Regions from separate parts of the Mus musculus genome. Here region 1 is linked to region 2. Evidence: chromatin loops called from intact Hi-C (ENCODE). Cell type or tissue: heart. All regions are shown on one strand.

Region 1 (8,000 bases), 470 kb before region 2:
TGTTCCTCTGTTTAAGTACATTTTTTTCTTTATTCTTTTCTTTTAAAGACAGGGTCTCTGTGTATAGCTCTGGCTGTCCTAGAACTTGTTCCGTAGACGAGGATGGCCTCAAACTCAGTGAGATCCACCTGCCTTTGTCTCCTGAGTGCTAGTATTAAAGGCATGAGCTTTAATTAATTTAACTGCCCAGTTTAACTTCATTTTTGAAAACTAGTTTTTTGCACATACTGTACAAATAGGAATTTCTCTTCCCATTTTCTGTGCTTTCTACTTTGAATGCTTTAAAACATATTTATTCGTAGCTATATGAGGGTTTGCTTGGTTATGCTGTTTTAGGCTACAGAGTTTGTAAAGAAGAAAAATGTGTGCCTTCTGTAGAGGTGCTTACAGGTACTTGAGGAAGTGAGGAATACCATGGAGGATGCAAGGTAATGGATGCGTGGACATTAACATGTAGCAGACCTACAGCATTTGAATACTGCTGAATAAGAAGTGGAAAGTACAGCAGTCTAGAAAAGATTGCCAGGAAGAATAGTAACGGATTCTTGAACTCCAGAAATGTGTTTGAGATAACTCAAGAAAGCCACTGGCACAGGGAAAAGAGAAAGGAGAATGGCAGCGTGAAAAAGTTACACAGAAAATGAGAGGGATTCATTTTATTCACAGCTCACTGACTGCTGTTGAAAATGAGCTGAGAATAGAAAACAGAATAGTTGGGAAGCGACTGCAGCCAAGCAGTTACTCAGACTAATCGGTAGCATGTAAAATGGTAAGTGGTCAAATGTGCACTTCATGGATGACACTGTTGCAGAAAGAAGAAAATGAAGCGATTCCGTAATCACAGTCCTCAAAGCAATGGAGTCAGCCATACATGAACTGAATGAGGAGCCCAAACACCCTGTCATCCTTTGAAAGTGTTCTTCATGACAACAATGAAAAACGTACTAACAAAGTATAGATCTGAAAGAAGTAAAGCAGGAACATGGATGTGTGAACATCCATGTCCACAGCCGCATTCTTCACATTAGCCACAAGTCAAGACATGCCCATATCAAAAGGGATGGATAAAATAACGCATTTATGCAATAATATGTGATTCTATGTTTAAAAGGGAATTTTGATATATGGTAGACAACAGATAACCTCAAAGACCCTATGAAGTAGTCACAATAGGACAAATGTGGTTATGATTTCCACTTACATTCATAAAGACAGAGGAGAATAGTTGTTGCCAAGATTGAAGTATTAATGTTTACCAGCTACTAAATTTTACTTTGGGGAAGATGACTTTTGGAGATCAATGGTAGTGAAGAGTATAAACAACAAGGGTTCTTCAGACCATGTATTCTCTCTTGGTTCTCTCTATGGTTATCTGCCATAAGAAGATAACCTGAAGGACAAGTTGTAAAGTAAGTATAATACCTCAGCAAACGTAAGAGAAAAATCCTCCAAAAATGAAACCAGACGAACAGTATTTCCTATAGTACAAGGATTTTTCTCACATCAAAGATGGAATTGCTTAGTAAAGAAGACTGGAAAGGAGAAAGGCAGCTGGCCATAGAATGCATGACTGATTTGAGGCTGGTGTGTGACTCAAGTGGGAAGCAATTCCTCAAGCTTGAAATATTAGCCATTAAGAGCACTGAGTTTATATCTACTGCTTTCATATAATATTCATTTGATCTTCATTGTGGTTTATTGAAAACAAAGATGAGAGACCAGCAGACTCACTATCCTAGCTCCAACATTATTACATTTTTTCACAAGTTAATAAACTAACAAGTTCTGATGACTTTTAAATGGTTTTCTAGCAATTTGTGATGTGTGACTCAGTAATCTAGAGTCCAGTCACTTCCAAGCCAAAGCCTGGAGAGGAATCAGATGCAGAAACCAAGGAATTAGGTCATGATCTTGCCAGGCTACAGATACAGCCATTCAAACCACTCAGCCTTCTCCAGGTTACTCCACTTTGTGTGCATTTCCAGTTCTCTACCTTTCAATTATCTGCATTGAAGATCGAGGGTTAACCTTAAGTTTTTAGCTCTCACAACTAAGAAAGTACCTGCCATAAAGGAACAGTCTGGATGAATGTGTGATAAAGTCCAGGTAGGCCTACAGGAGTGGGTATTTGTAGTCCCAGTTACTGTGGAGGCTTACAAAAAGAAGTCCGCGAGTTCTGGACAACATTGCAAGAACCTGAATCATAGATTTTTATATTTCATACACATGTACATGCATCTAAGTGGAACACGTAAGGTATAAGTATTGTAAAATTCTTCCTATTAAATTCACCTGAAGGTTACAAATGAGTTTGACTTCTGGTATTTAACCAAACAGGTTCCAGACTCAAGGTTGCCCTGGCCCATTCTGTGTTAGTCAGAGGCACTTAACTCTGTGACTAAATTCATTCAAAATTAGCAGCCCAATTATCTGTAAATGAGGCCACCAAGCACAGTATCTCCTGGATGTGTTCCTGACCCTGCTGGCACAAAATTGTTACTTTATTGTCACAGGTTGAAAAAAGTCTCAATTTTTTTAAAAGTAAGTTCAATATTGTAATTATGAATTTACTAGTACCTTCTCCTAGAGTTTAGTGTAAGTCTGTGAGAAGAGTTACCTGGTGGTGGTGGTGGTGGTTTTTTAACTCATCAAAGCAAAGATCCAAGCCCTTCCCAGCCTTGCATTGTAAAGCCTTTGCTTGCTACAGTTTTAAAGTTTAGGTAGAGAGGAAAGATTTGGAATACATCCATTTGATTGTACTAACAGGTTCACAAACCAGACCAACAAAAACAAAGCAAGATGCAATAATTAGTACATGCTATACAGAAAGTTGAAAGCTGACCTAGTAATCCGGGGCTATAGAATGCCATGGGTGCTTCACTTGGGATGATAAATGCAGCAGTTGTTTAAACTGTACAACCAAATACACTTCACTGAGAATCAAGTGCTGTTTTTGCGGGTGTTCTGACTTCTGATGAAAATACTTTCCCCATGAAAATGGAAGGTTTCTCAGGCCACTACCTTTTAAGTCTGGTGACAGCTTTCCTAAAATAGAATGACAGTAAATCCTACCCTTTTTCTCTTGGTGGCAGCAAAGTTCTAACGGAGGGCAGAACCCTTTCCTTAAATGCGGCATAGTGTGGGCACAGTGAGATCTACTGAATCTGGACACCTTTTCATGAGTCGCTATCAGCGTGACTTAGTAAAAGACCTGGTATTCACAAACCTGGCAGGAACGCCTGGGGCTATAAGAAGTTATTAAGCATTTCTTTACTAAGACAAGAGAAGGACCGCCGGCCCAAGGGCGGTGACGTCACTTCCGGGCGCCTGCGTAGTGCGGGCGCCCGCAGTTTCCTAAGGGGAATGGAGACTGCTCCCGCGCACGTCTTTCCTGTCCCAAGCTTTTGCTCACCACCAACAGAGACTCCGTTGCTTTCCAGCAACAGATTCCAGCTGTGTTGTCCAAAACTAATTCTTCTGGAGAGGCTGTGGGAGCTCACGACTGAAATCTGCGCGTAGTTTACTCTCAGCCCAGTCACTGCAGGTCTGCTTTCCCAGTTGACGCGTTCACTGTATTTCTAACCCCAGTTTTGCTCATTCCACACGTCTTGCAGTGTGGGAATACTAGAGTGTTTATGTTTAGTGATGGATGGATTGCTACCTTTTGGGGAGGAGTTGATGTGGGGAGAAGGGTTTAGGAAGAGGTTTGGGTGGTGAACCTATTACAAAAAGTGGAGATGTGAATCCGAAGATTGGATAAGTGTTTACGGTTGTCTTTGCAGAGATGCCGGGGGTTTTTGCTTGTTTTTTACAATGAACTTTATGAGAGGGCTTGCTTCCAAAATACAAAATTAAATCCTGATTAGTGAGCATAATATTTTAATAAACTGTCCAAATGCAGTACACTATTTTCTGGGGGAGAGGGGAGTCAATAAATGGGAGGCCTTTATTTTTGATTTGTTCTATTTGCCTTTAATTTTTAACATCACTTTAAGTAGTACTGTCCACATAACTATTATACTATAACATTAACTGTTGTATAAAGTGCGTGTTGAGCATGGTTTACCCAAAATGCCTGGACCAGAAGTGTTCCAAATTTCAAAAAAAAATTTTTTTTAATTTTGCGATGTGCCATATTCGTGACCAATTTGAGGATGAAACCCAGGTATAGATGTGAAATTCGTGTTTCATTTGCATCCTGTAAACACAGCTAAGGCAATTTTATACAATAATATTTTTAGTACTTTTTGTGTTTCCACTAACAACTCAGGTGGTAGCGTGCTTTAGAGCTTCTTTCACTTTGGGGGTGCTCAACTTGATACATTATAATCATTTTATATGCTTCTCATTTTTCTCTTGCAAAATTTGATTTATTCCTATCTAGTGATTTCTAGGACCTCTAAAAGATTTTGATAATGTTTTTACAAATGTTCTTAAAATTTTGAAGTCTGCATACTTAAAAAATAAGATAACATTCATTATTTTGTTTAAATAAATGAATTCATTGCAAATGACATAATATTTCTGTAACTCTTTTCTAGGAAGTATTTGTAGAGTAACAAATATGCTAATGTTAAGAAGGACAGCAGGAGCTATTCCCAAGCCCCCAAAGAGTAAAGTTTATGGATTTTTAAGAAGATTTAGTGTTCATCCCAGAACTCTCTCTTGTCATAAACTGGTCCTGGGAATTGAAACCAGCTGTGATGACACAGGAGCGGCTGTGGTGGATGAAACTGGGAATGTGCTGGGGGAAGCACTGCACTCCCAAACTCAGGTTCATCTGAAGTAAGTAGCAAAGGTTTGGGTCATTTTCTGCCTTTTTAAAGAAAAATGTCACCACTCTTTTCCATTTATCATGTATAAAAGTCAAAATTTAATAGTTAAATTCTTTTCTATTGTATAAGACCACTAAGTACCACGATAAATAGCTATGCCTTATGGTACACACCTTTAATACCAGCACTGCAGAGGTAGGCAGATGTTCCAGGCCAGCCAGTGCCACTCAGTGAGACTTGTCTCAAAAAAGAAAACAACAGACAAACCAAAACCTGCTGTAGAAATATCTCATACCTTGTCTTGGCTTTTAAGGCTTCCCCAGTTCACAGTAGGGTCTCAACATTTGCCAATCCTTATAACAGAAGGAAGCAACAACCATTCCCAGAACTAATAAATTTTATGATGTTTTTCTCAATGATGCCTTTTCCCCCTGTATATATGCTTTGTGGTTTCAACAGCAGTCCCAGGAAAGCATCATCTGATAGTTTAAAAAAACAAAACTATTCACATGTACACATAGAATTCACATAGTACTTAAGACATTGTTGTATTAAGCTTGGGTTTTTAAACCCAGCTGTTTGCAGATGACCAGAGGACCAGTGACTTAAACAATTGGACTGGATATAAAGTGTAAAATATACTTAGCTTTAACCAATTGTCACTCAAGAATGTAAAATGATTAGAGTATTTAAAATTTAAAATTTAAAATGATTAGAGTATCATAATTTTCAAAAGAAAGTGGAAATCCACATTTTAAACATAATCTCTAGTTTGTGTTTTTTAGATTACTCTAAAATCAGGTGGGAGTTTCACCTGTCGTCTCTACTTGCTTGCCTCAGGCTGATGTGTAGTTACATAATCTGTCACACTGAGAGCATGCATTTTTTTCAACTTTCTTGTCTGTAAAATCCAGATAATCATAATGCCAATGTAGTAAATGTAAATAAATGTGAATTATTTTAGCACACTTGCTGTAGTTTTTGACAAGTATAAGTGGTTCAATACAGTGTAGCCATTACTAATAGCAGTTCTGTGCCTGTCAACACAGTGAAGAGATCATTGCAGGGTAGGAAGTGTAGTAGTAAGGCACTGGTTGCTAGCATGTCCCTTCTTTCAGACCACCACTTTTTCCTTGCCACTTCCTATCCAAGTCAGCCATCCAGCTGTTGTAAATATAACCCTCAAGTCCTGCTTCCTCATCAACTTAGTTCAGTCCTCCCTTGCCTCTTACCTAGACTCTAACTTCAAATTTAAACAATGTCCTTATCTCTGCATTTCCCTCATCATCTGCATTCTTTATACAAATTAAAACATGATTATAAAATGTGTTCTCATTGCTTATTGGAGAATAAGGCCACCGTTTTACTCATTATTTGTCTTTATTGTTTAGCATAATTTTTATTGAAGAAAACACCAAAGAAGGCATGAAATGGCTATAAAAAGGAAGAAATGAATGGGAGGAAAGGACTTGAACTCAAACATTCAAACTCTCAAATTCCAATCAAATATTTTGATATGGAAAAAAACCAGTCAGCATATTGCTTTCTAGTGTTTTCTGACATCACAATCTGTGATGGTCTCCAGGAATCAAAAGACACAGCTAGAAAAGTAAAGAGACTTTGCATTTGGTGGTGGCAGTGAGAGTGTTACTAAACTAAACATTAAGTGTGGAGACTAAGATAAAATGGAATGTTAAGGGGAAGTGAAATGGCTCGTTAGTAAAGGTCCCTCCTGACCAGAGTTCAGCCCCTGGAACTTCACATGGTAGGAGGAGGACACTGACTCTGCAGGTTGTTTTCTTACCACCTCTACATTCACCAGCCCTCCCCTAAATAAATAAAAATGTAATCTAAAATGTGTAAATTACGTACTAGATTTTTTTAAATGAGCCTTGAAACTCAAATGACTCTGAGACAAATAAGTATATAAAGTAGTAACTAAGTGTTTATTGAATGTTGTCAGCATTTTCATATCTGTATAGAAATTATCCACCTGGTCTTAAAGTGGCAAATATTTTACAGTGATGTGTTCAGACCAGAGGTAAATCTTACAGACCCTGTGTCAGACTGTAAACCAGTTACATGCTACTATATTTGTTGCTGGCCAAGTTCCACCTGTTGTTTTTCCCATGCTCGAGACTGAATGCAAGGCCCTGAGTATGTTAGACAAGTGCTTTACCACTGAGCTGTATTCCCAACCCTCCCTGCTAATTCTTAACATTTGTGTGATCAACCGCTGTCCCACATAGACCCAAAATCCCAACCACTAACTCTGAGCACTAAATTCCCAAACTTTATTTTAGGATTGCAAGCTATCTCCTGTCCTGGTGTGACCTCAAGTGTACTGTGTTTAAAAATAAACTCATCTTCACAAAACTGTCTTCATATTTCTCACTGTTTTATTTTCTTCTTCTCGCAGTCATCCCTACCAAATATGAGTTATCTTTGATGCCTGGACTCTTCATATTCTCTTGTGGAGTCTAAATATAGTTACTTTTGACAAATTACTCTTGCAGTAATTTCTGAAATTCTCACCTCAAAATGTTGATTTGAGCTAAATGGATTAGCCTGTCCTTCCTTTGTTTATGACCCCTTTGAAGTGCTTTATAATGCTATTCTGGTGACGTCATTCATCAGAAGTAAACTCAGGGGTTTTGAACACAGCATGAAAAGTCTGCGACAATATTGAACTCATATCGGACTTACATTATAAAGCACACAATGTGCTTTCTACAGTGATTCATTTGGAAGAATGCCTTCAAATGTAACATTTTCTTTCCTAGTTTTTTTAAAGACTGTCTTTTTGTTTCAGAACAGGTGGGATTGTTCCTCCAGTAGCTCAACAACTTCACAGAGAAAATATTCAACGAATAGTAGAAGAAACTCTTTCTGCCTGTAGAATCACCCCAAGCGATCTCTCAGCAATTGCAACTACCATCAAACCGGGACTGGCCCTAAGCTTGGGAGTTGGCTTATCCTTTAGCTTACAGCTAGTAAATCAGTTTAAAAAGCCATTCATCCCGATTCATCACATGGAGGCTCACGCACTGACTATTAGGCTCACCAATAAAGTAGAATTTCCTTTTTTAGTTCTTTTGATTTCTGGCGGTCACTGCCTGTTGGCATTAGTCCAAGGTGTTTCCGATTTCCTGCTCCTTGGGAAGTCTTTGGACATAGCACCAGGCGACATGCTTGACAAGGTACTCTTCCAGGTTCTTCTCCTTT
Region 2 (8,000 bases):
AGACTGAGCTGTGTCTAGGAAACAGATAAACTGAAGGTTTACTTATCTAGCATCTAGAAGAAATAAGAACTTTCTGTTCGTTCAAGGATGTGTTTTAGTTGGCCAGGGACTGGAAGACAGCATTAGTGTTGACAGACGATTTCTATGTTCTATGTACTCTACTCACAGCACTGTACTGTTATGTTTGTTTTTAAACACTGAACAGCAAGCAAAATCCAGTAATTTAATTCCCTGAAAATTACAATGGGAAGCCAACTGACTCTAGTCCAACCACTAGAGTATAGATTACAGCGGGGTTACGTCCCAGGCAAGGAACCTCAGCCTGACACTGGGCCAAGACAGTAAGGCCTGATGCCATCCCCACCCACCTTCAGAAAAAGAAATAGATCCTGTAATTGTGAAGTAGGGTGAGAAGATGTTGAAAACCGGAAATAATGGCGGGCTCATCACTCATCAGATGGAAAATTGGATTTCTGTTGTAAAATAAATTACCGTACCCTTTACTAATAACACCTCTGAAATAATGTTTGTTCAGTAACTGTTACAATGTAAACTGGAATCTAATTCTTAAAGGGTTAAAAAAACAACTACCATTTTACAATTAAAATTTCTCAATGCTTAAAGTACATCCTCTTTTGCACTAGTTGGAAAAAGCAAAGTGATCAATCAAAATATATCATGTATAAATATAAATTCAAAAAAGGGGTTCATTTACATGCACAAGATAATTAAAAAGAATATTTCTCTGTCTTGAACTCAGTTCAAAAACACATCCTTTTCAAAATAGTCTGGTATAGATAATATAAACTATGTGTAGTTGCATATATAGCTCTTTTGGCAGAGTACCAACTTGCATGCACAAGGCATAGGTTCAGTCCCCAACAGTGCCATATAAGTAGACAAATAATCAAAATTGAGCTGATAGTGCGGGCCTTTAATTTCAGAACTTGGAAGGCAGAGCCAGGCAGATCTCTTGAGTTCAAAGCCAGCTAAGTCTATAAAGTGAGACCCTGTCTCAAAAGACAAAAAGCCTTTAAAACTGGCAAGCAAGACTCAAGTGTAGAGTAAATGTCAAGATGCAGGAGGTAAGAATTTTAGACACAGGAAATAAGCATTATAATATATCATATCTTGAGAAAATTTAGTTTTAAACTGAGTCTCTAAAAAACTGGGAGATTTTGACACAGAAATTCTTCCTTATAATTGTCAAGCAGCTACAAAACAAACCAATGAAAACATGGTTATACGTTCACTTAACCCCAATGACAAACTGTTCACTGTCAATACACACTGAAAAATGAAATTAGAAGTGTCTGCCATTAAATGCCTACATTGTCTATAGACATTAATTTAGATATAAATGGTAGACTGTTGATTTATGAAGTTTCTACTAAAATGCCACTTCTACCTTAACCAAAATGTAATTTTTTTCTTAATATTTTATTACATGCAAGTTTAGAGGTCAGAGGACAAGCTGTAAGTGTAGGTTTTCTCTTTCTACCATGTAGGCCCTGGGGATAAGGACATTTGAGTTGGTGTCAAGAACCTTTCCCAGCAGAGCCATCTCCTGAAACTAAATTCTTACTTTAAAAAAAAAAAAAAAAAAAAATCCAAGAAAAACTATTACCAATCTATCCACATACAAAAAATTTTGAAATCACAGAAATATTACTTCTCTAACTTAAGCATACTGTCATGTAAGTAAATTTACTTTAATAGTAAACCTTCATTCCAGAAAATTATCTAAAATGTATGTGTATCTCAAAAAAACCAATTACTTGAAATATTAAAACTACCAAAAAATTAAATTAATATCAAAAAGATTAGGTGAAAAGACAGGTCTAAAATTTGGTCACGATTTCCATGGACTAGTGTTTTTTAATATACACAATTTTAAGGCACTGTGATTCAATTTTTATGAAGTTGTTGAAAACCATTTCTGGGCATCTCACTGTGAAGACTGTACCAATGAGAAAGGAGTTTATATCTCTCCATAATAAAACTGTGCTCCTGGAGTTCTAAATTCCATGTTACATATGCCTCCACTTGCCTCGTTACCTCTGCAGACCTTGCTGCTCAAGGCACAGCCTCTCTCCCAGTCTTGAACACTTAAAAAGTCCACACGGTATCAAACCTGCCGGCGAGGTTCGGTGTTATCGGTACCATGTATGTAAACATGACGTCAGCCAAACCCTCAGTGAATGTCACACTGCAAGCTAATGATTATGGTTGAAATTCCTAGGCTTTCAGAAGTATTTCTTAATTCCAACTTGCAAGCTGAAGCCAGCGCTTCTCTAGTCCCAGCACAGCCACGGCCACTAGCCACCAGCCGGCCGGCCGTGAAGTTTCTTTCAACTTTGTCTCCACTCATCTATATCCCGAGAGTGAAGCCAAATTAAGCGCTTTTCCCACGGTAAGGCCGAGTCGGGATAAAGATCCAGACCGTGGCCATGATGTGGCTGTCTAGTCTGAGGATGGGTCACAAGTACAGAAGAATTCCCACTGCTTTAAAGCCAAAAAGTCACGGAAACAGCTGTGGCTCCCCACGCCGGGACTGACAGCGGCCCACGCGATGACCGCAAAGTTTCTCCCAGGCTGCTGGCCGGACGCGTCCACCCGCCCCGACGTGAAGGCGTCCCGCGCCCACAGCACGCGAGCCCCGGAGCCACCCGGAGGACCACGTCGAGACGCCGCGGAGGCTATCGGGCATGGCCGCGCTCAGGGACGCCGGCTCTGGCCTTCGGGCTCGCCGCAGGGTCCCCGCGCCCCCACACCGACCGCTCCGCCGCAGCTCCGCGCCGTCGCGGGTTCTGCCCTCCCTCCGACCGGGCCACGGCTACACGGGCTCACCTCGCACTCTTCCCCACAACGGCTGGTCGCCGTCAGCCAGGCCCCTGTGAGGCGACTCCCGGCGGCGACCGCACAGACGCTGACCGACGCTTCTTACAGTTGAGGTTTGAAAAGTGCAGCCGCGTCTGGGACACTGTACTTCGACACAGACTCCGCCCTCTGCTGCCCAAGAGCCAATCGGAGCGATTACGGAGGGTGGGGTTGTCACGTGGGGGCGGGGCGGGGCGGCGGCCGGCAGCGCGTGCTGTGAGGCCGGGCCTCAGGAGGGGGGCGGGGAGTGGGCGGAGCGCCGAGCGCCTGAAGACTTGGTTGCTGGATGTAGCCTAGAACTGGACAGTGTGCAGGCCGGGTTGGGGGGGGGGGGGGGTCCGCGCCTCTTTTCCCACTTTTTCCACCTTCAGAGTAGTTCCGGGATGTGTAAGTATCGGGACACAAGAGATGAAAGAAGCCGATGTCCGGGCTCTTTGACTTGTGATGATTAAAGTTCTGTGTTTCAAATCTTCCTTGTCCTCTTCCTTACCTCCTGAACCTACCCTACAAATAGAGATTCCAGCTTGCTATGGGTTCTTGAAGCCATAAATAGGACTCCAGGATCCTAGTCTCTACAGCTGGATGTCTTAAGACACTAACTAGCTCAAGACACTGTAGGAGAATCTGAAGATGAACTAATTGCTGGTTTACTGTGGTAGGGGAAATGAGGAAAACTTGTACCTGCTCAATGCCCATTGCTACTTTCTTTCTTTCTTTCTTTCTTTCTTTCTTTCTTTCTTTCTTTCTTTCTTTCTTTCTTTCTTTCTTTCTTTCTTTCTTTCTTTCTTCCTCCCTCCCTCCCTCCCTCCCTCCCTCCCTCCCTCTCTCTCTCTCTCTCTCTCTCTCTCTCTTTCTTTCTTAGCAGTGTTAGAACACAGGGCCTTTCACATGCTTAGCAAGGGTTCCACTTCTAAGTTCCACCCCCAGGCCCCCAGATCTGTTAACTATTGAAGACTGTTTAAAAACTGAAAGTTTCGTGCTAGATACAGTAGGTTTACATACATATAAGATCCTAGGTTACTTATACGTTTATATGTAGCATCTACACATAGAATCTAGAACTGCTGAAGGGTACTTTTTTAGTAGGTATAAAAAACTATTGGGAAAAATTCTGTGAGTGGAACTCTCTTGCTTTTAGAACATCTTAGCAACCATTTTATGTTCTTCCCCTGTCACATTTAACCAAGATTTCTTCAAGCCATCTGCTTGCCCTTCCAAGCAGTGTATGTCCCAGGACACATGCATTTAAAGTTATCAAAACCATTTCATGAGGTCTGTGTTGTTATTTAGACAGGCCTCAGTATAATGTATTGATTCTTTAAGTGTTGTCAAATGGATAATGTTGCATCTTTTTAGCCAGGGAAGCATAAATGTTAAGGTGTCCACAAACCAATGAGATTGTTCCCATACTTTCTTCCAGGAAACAGCAGCTGCATCCAAAAGTGTCAGTACCAAGGCTTAGCCAGTGCCCTCTTGGAGTTCCTTGTGATCGTTTTTGGTGTTTAGATGTTTGTAACTGTTTTAAACTTAAACAATTCCTTGATCTCCGGCTTTTGAATGTAGAGGCCGTGTTGTGTGTGTTTATGTGGGGTTGTGTGTATCTGTGTATGTGCACGTGGAGGCCAGAAACATTAATGTCAGGTGTCAGTCTCAATACCTCTCCCTTTAGTTTTTGAAACAGTCTCTCCCTGAACCTGTAGTTCAGCAGTTCAGCTTGGCCTGCTGACCAGTGATTTCCATGGGTCCATCTACCTGTATCCACTGGACTTACAGGTGACAGGATCAGGTACCATGTGTACAGCTTTTGACATGGGAATCTGTACTGTGGTCCTTGTGGTGATATGGTCATCATTTTTACCAACTGAGACAGCTCCCCAGCCCATTGCCAGCTTATTAAAAACAAGACAGACAAACAAACAAACAAACAAACAAACAAAAACGACGTTTCATTATGTGAGGAGTGTTTGTGTATGGGTGAGTGTGCCAGAGGAGGTTAAAGGTGTTGCCCCCAACACCCACCCGGAGCTGGAGTTAAATGTCATCAGCTACCTGATGTGGGTACTAGAAACTGAGCTCTGCTCCTCTACAAAAGCAGCAAGTGCTCTTGACCAATGAGTTTCTCTGCCACCACCACCACCACCCTCTTCTTGTCATCAGCTCCACCCCCATCCCCATTGTCACCAGCTTTTAAGCAGTCGTCTTGCATTTTATTTAATTTTGTAAGCAGGTTGCCTTCTCCAGCAATCAAACTCATTGTTGCTTCCAGCGTGCTCACCTGGAATTCACTGGTACGTGACAGACATTGACCTATGTGCTACTTTAATGCTCCTGTTCCAGACTCATTTTTGTCCTAACATCTGCCCTAAGCAACTTAGGGAACAAAGAGGTTTATTTCACTTACAATACCAGATATACAGTTCATCATTATGAGGAAGTCAAGGCAGGAACTTCAGACAGCTAGTTATATCACATCCACTCCAAGAACAGAAAGAGACTAGTTCATACATGCCCAATTGTTTGCTTATGCTCTGCTCTCAGCTCTGAAGCAGTTTAGAAACCCCTGCCTAGGGGATAGTGCTGCCCACAGTGGCCTGGCCTTCCCACATCAGTTAATGTAAGTAAGATAATCCCCGCAGGCATGTAGACTGGCCAACCCAGTGTAGAGAATTTCTTGTTAACATCTTAAGAGATTCTAGGTCAAATTAACAAAGTTAACCATTACAGTCGCATCACCTTGGGCCTGTTGTCAGACTTATGCTCTTCCAAAAGACATTCTGCTAAATTGGCTTGGTCTCTGGTACTGTGATTGAAGTAACAAGTAATTTCCTATTCTGGGGAGAACACTGTGGTCTCTCAAGGAAATTCAAGATTCAGTGCACTCATAGCCATGTATGTTCCTATTGTTATTCCTTGAAGAGGAAATCCTCCTATAGTGTGATGGCTATTCTGCTGTCATTACCTCTGCCCTATTTATTGAGCTGAGCTGATATCCTTGAGTGCCACTGACCAGAAACAGTGGTAAAAGACTAATTGTATTCTCCCAATTCATTTGCGCCTTATATGAACATTAAAATAGAAGAACCGTGTCTTCATCAACGTTTTATTGCCGTGACAAAACACCATAGCCAAAAAGCAAGTTGGGGAGGAAAAGATTTATTCAACTTATACTTTCAGTGCACAGTCCACCACTGTGGGAAATCAGGACAGGAACTCAAGCAGGGCAGGAACCCAGAGTTAGGATCTGATGCAGAGGCCATGGAGTGTACTGCTTACGAGGCTTGCTACCTGTGGCCTCCTTGGGCATGTATGAACTAGTTTCTTTCTGTTCATTGATCTACTCTGTTCATCACCATAAGGATAGGTGATCTTTCCCAGTCCATCCAGGCCAACCATCACATACTGACCAGAAAAACTGATTCTCTCTGATCTCATGTTGAGTGCCTCCAGATAGGGAGGATGGAAGAGGATGGTGTTCTGCACAGAGAAGGCTGCAAACTCAAACTCCCGCAGCATCCTTAAAAAGAATGCCTAGACTGCGTACCAGTTATTTATGTATTAAGGGCTTAGAGTTCAATCCATGTAGAAAGAGGGGGGAAAACACTGCTAACTGTTGTCTTAAGGTTTCTGTTGCTGTGATAGAAACACCACGTCCAGAAGCAACTGGGGAAGAAAGGGTTTATCTCATCTTACACTTCTGTATCATAAGTCACTGAAGGAAGTCAACGCAGGAAGTCAACACGGGAACCTGGAAGCAGGAGCTGATGGAGAAGCCATTGAAGAATGCTTACTACCTTGCTCTCTCATGGTTTGCTCAGCCTAGTCTCTTATATTACCCAGGACTACCCATCCAGAGGTGGCACGACCCAAGGTGATCTGGGCCCTCCCACATCAATCATCAAACAAGGGAATGTACCACAGGCCAATCTGGTGGGGGCTTTGCCTCAGTTGAGGTTCTCTCCTCCAGAATGACTCTACCTTGTGTCAAGATGACATAAAATTAGCCAGCAAACTTGACCATAGCCAAATACTCCAGATATTTGTGGCCAGATTGAAGATAGCCAGACACAGGAGGAGTCAACCATTTTTGTAGAGTGTGGCATAAATCTCCTCCCAACAGAGGAACTCATGCTGGATTGAGATCTGGCCTCCAAAGATATACTCTCTAAAGGATAGAGGAGATATCCTCTCTAAATAACAGGATGCTACTCTCAGATGTCAGTTAAAAATATCAGAGTGCCTTTATCCACAGTACTGTGCACATCACAAATGGGTCAGCCCCTCAAACCAAAGTACTACATCAGACTCCCCTGGCTCTCCTATACCTTGTTAGCAAAAGTAATTAGGGCAAGTCTCTTTAGCTAAGAAATGACTCAGGATGATTCAGGAGTCTTCCTCAAACTGTGACACAATTCATGATGAACTAGAGCCATTCTGCCGATCCAATCGCCTTCTACAGTTTACAGGGGAGGACCTCCAAAGCCATCTGAAAGAAATACTGTGCACATTAGTGATTCTAAGTGTTCTACTATCTATGTTTAAAATATACATTCAGTTAATTTTGATAATGCATTCTTTGAACTTAGTATATCTAAAGTATTTCCATTTCAATATGGAGTGGATATTTTGCTTTCATTTTATTTTATCTTTATTTTATACTCAATAGCACTTTCCTGTTCAATCATTAAATGCACTTAGAGTTCACAATATGTACCATGGAATAAAACAGATTCACATGTATAAGTTATTTCGAGTATATTAAATTTTTTTAGTATATTAATTTTTATGTAACAAATGACCATAGTATCCATTTCTTATTTAAATTTAAATCAGGAGACATACAGTGAAAAGCCAGTCACACTGGCCTTGTTTCAAGTGCTCTGTAGACACTGTTGGTCTTTACTGCAGAGGTCTGTAAGACTGGAAATGCACTTTTTAAACTAGTCTAAATCCCAGGTTGTCTAATTCAGCAGTAGAGGAAATACAAGCTTTCAAAAGTCATAATATCAGAAAAAGTTTGTAATTCAAATATCATTAAGTCCAATAGCCCACTTTCCTTGGCTTAGAAAGGGAAAAAAAATGGAACAAAAGAAGGAATGGATCCTGAACAGGTTTTTAGATAG

The links. Peaks named below come from ENCODE experiments on the same cell type or tissue, not always from the same donor. Only the 100,000 strongest peaks of a DNase experiment are listed, where the experiment ranks them.
Region 1: a loop joins it to region 2, with 4 times the contacts of the local background. A loop is called at or near these places in 2 of 42 quality-filtered maps.

Annotation. Positions count from the first base shown.
Region 1 is chr1:53,310,315-53,318,314 of GRCm38, forward strand. It overlaps Osgepl1 (O-sialoglycoprotein endopeptidase-like 1), which reads left to right and starts at 3,310. Exons shown (of 8, transcript NM_001285839.1): 1 at 3,310-3,544; 2 at 4,542-4,785; 3 at 7,588-7,975. The coding sequence starts at 4,565. In heart, a CTCF peak has its summit at 3,087; a DNase peak (open chromatin) is centred at 3,327; H3K4me3 peaks cover 1,498 bases; H3K27ac peaks cover 1,495 bases.
Region 2 is chr1:53,782,224-53,790,223 of GRCm38, forward strand. It overlaps Stk17b (serine/threonine kinase 17b (apoptosis-inducing)), which reads right to left and starts at 2,992. Exons shown (of 8, transcript NM_133810.3): 1 at 2,851-2,992. In heart, no CTCF peak of the experiment used is centred here; a DNase peak (open chromatin) is centred at 3,018; H3K4me3 peaks cover 1,848 bases; H3K27ac peaks cover 1,585 bases.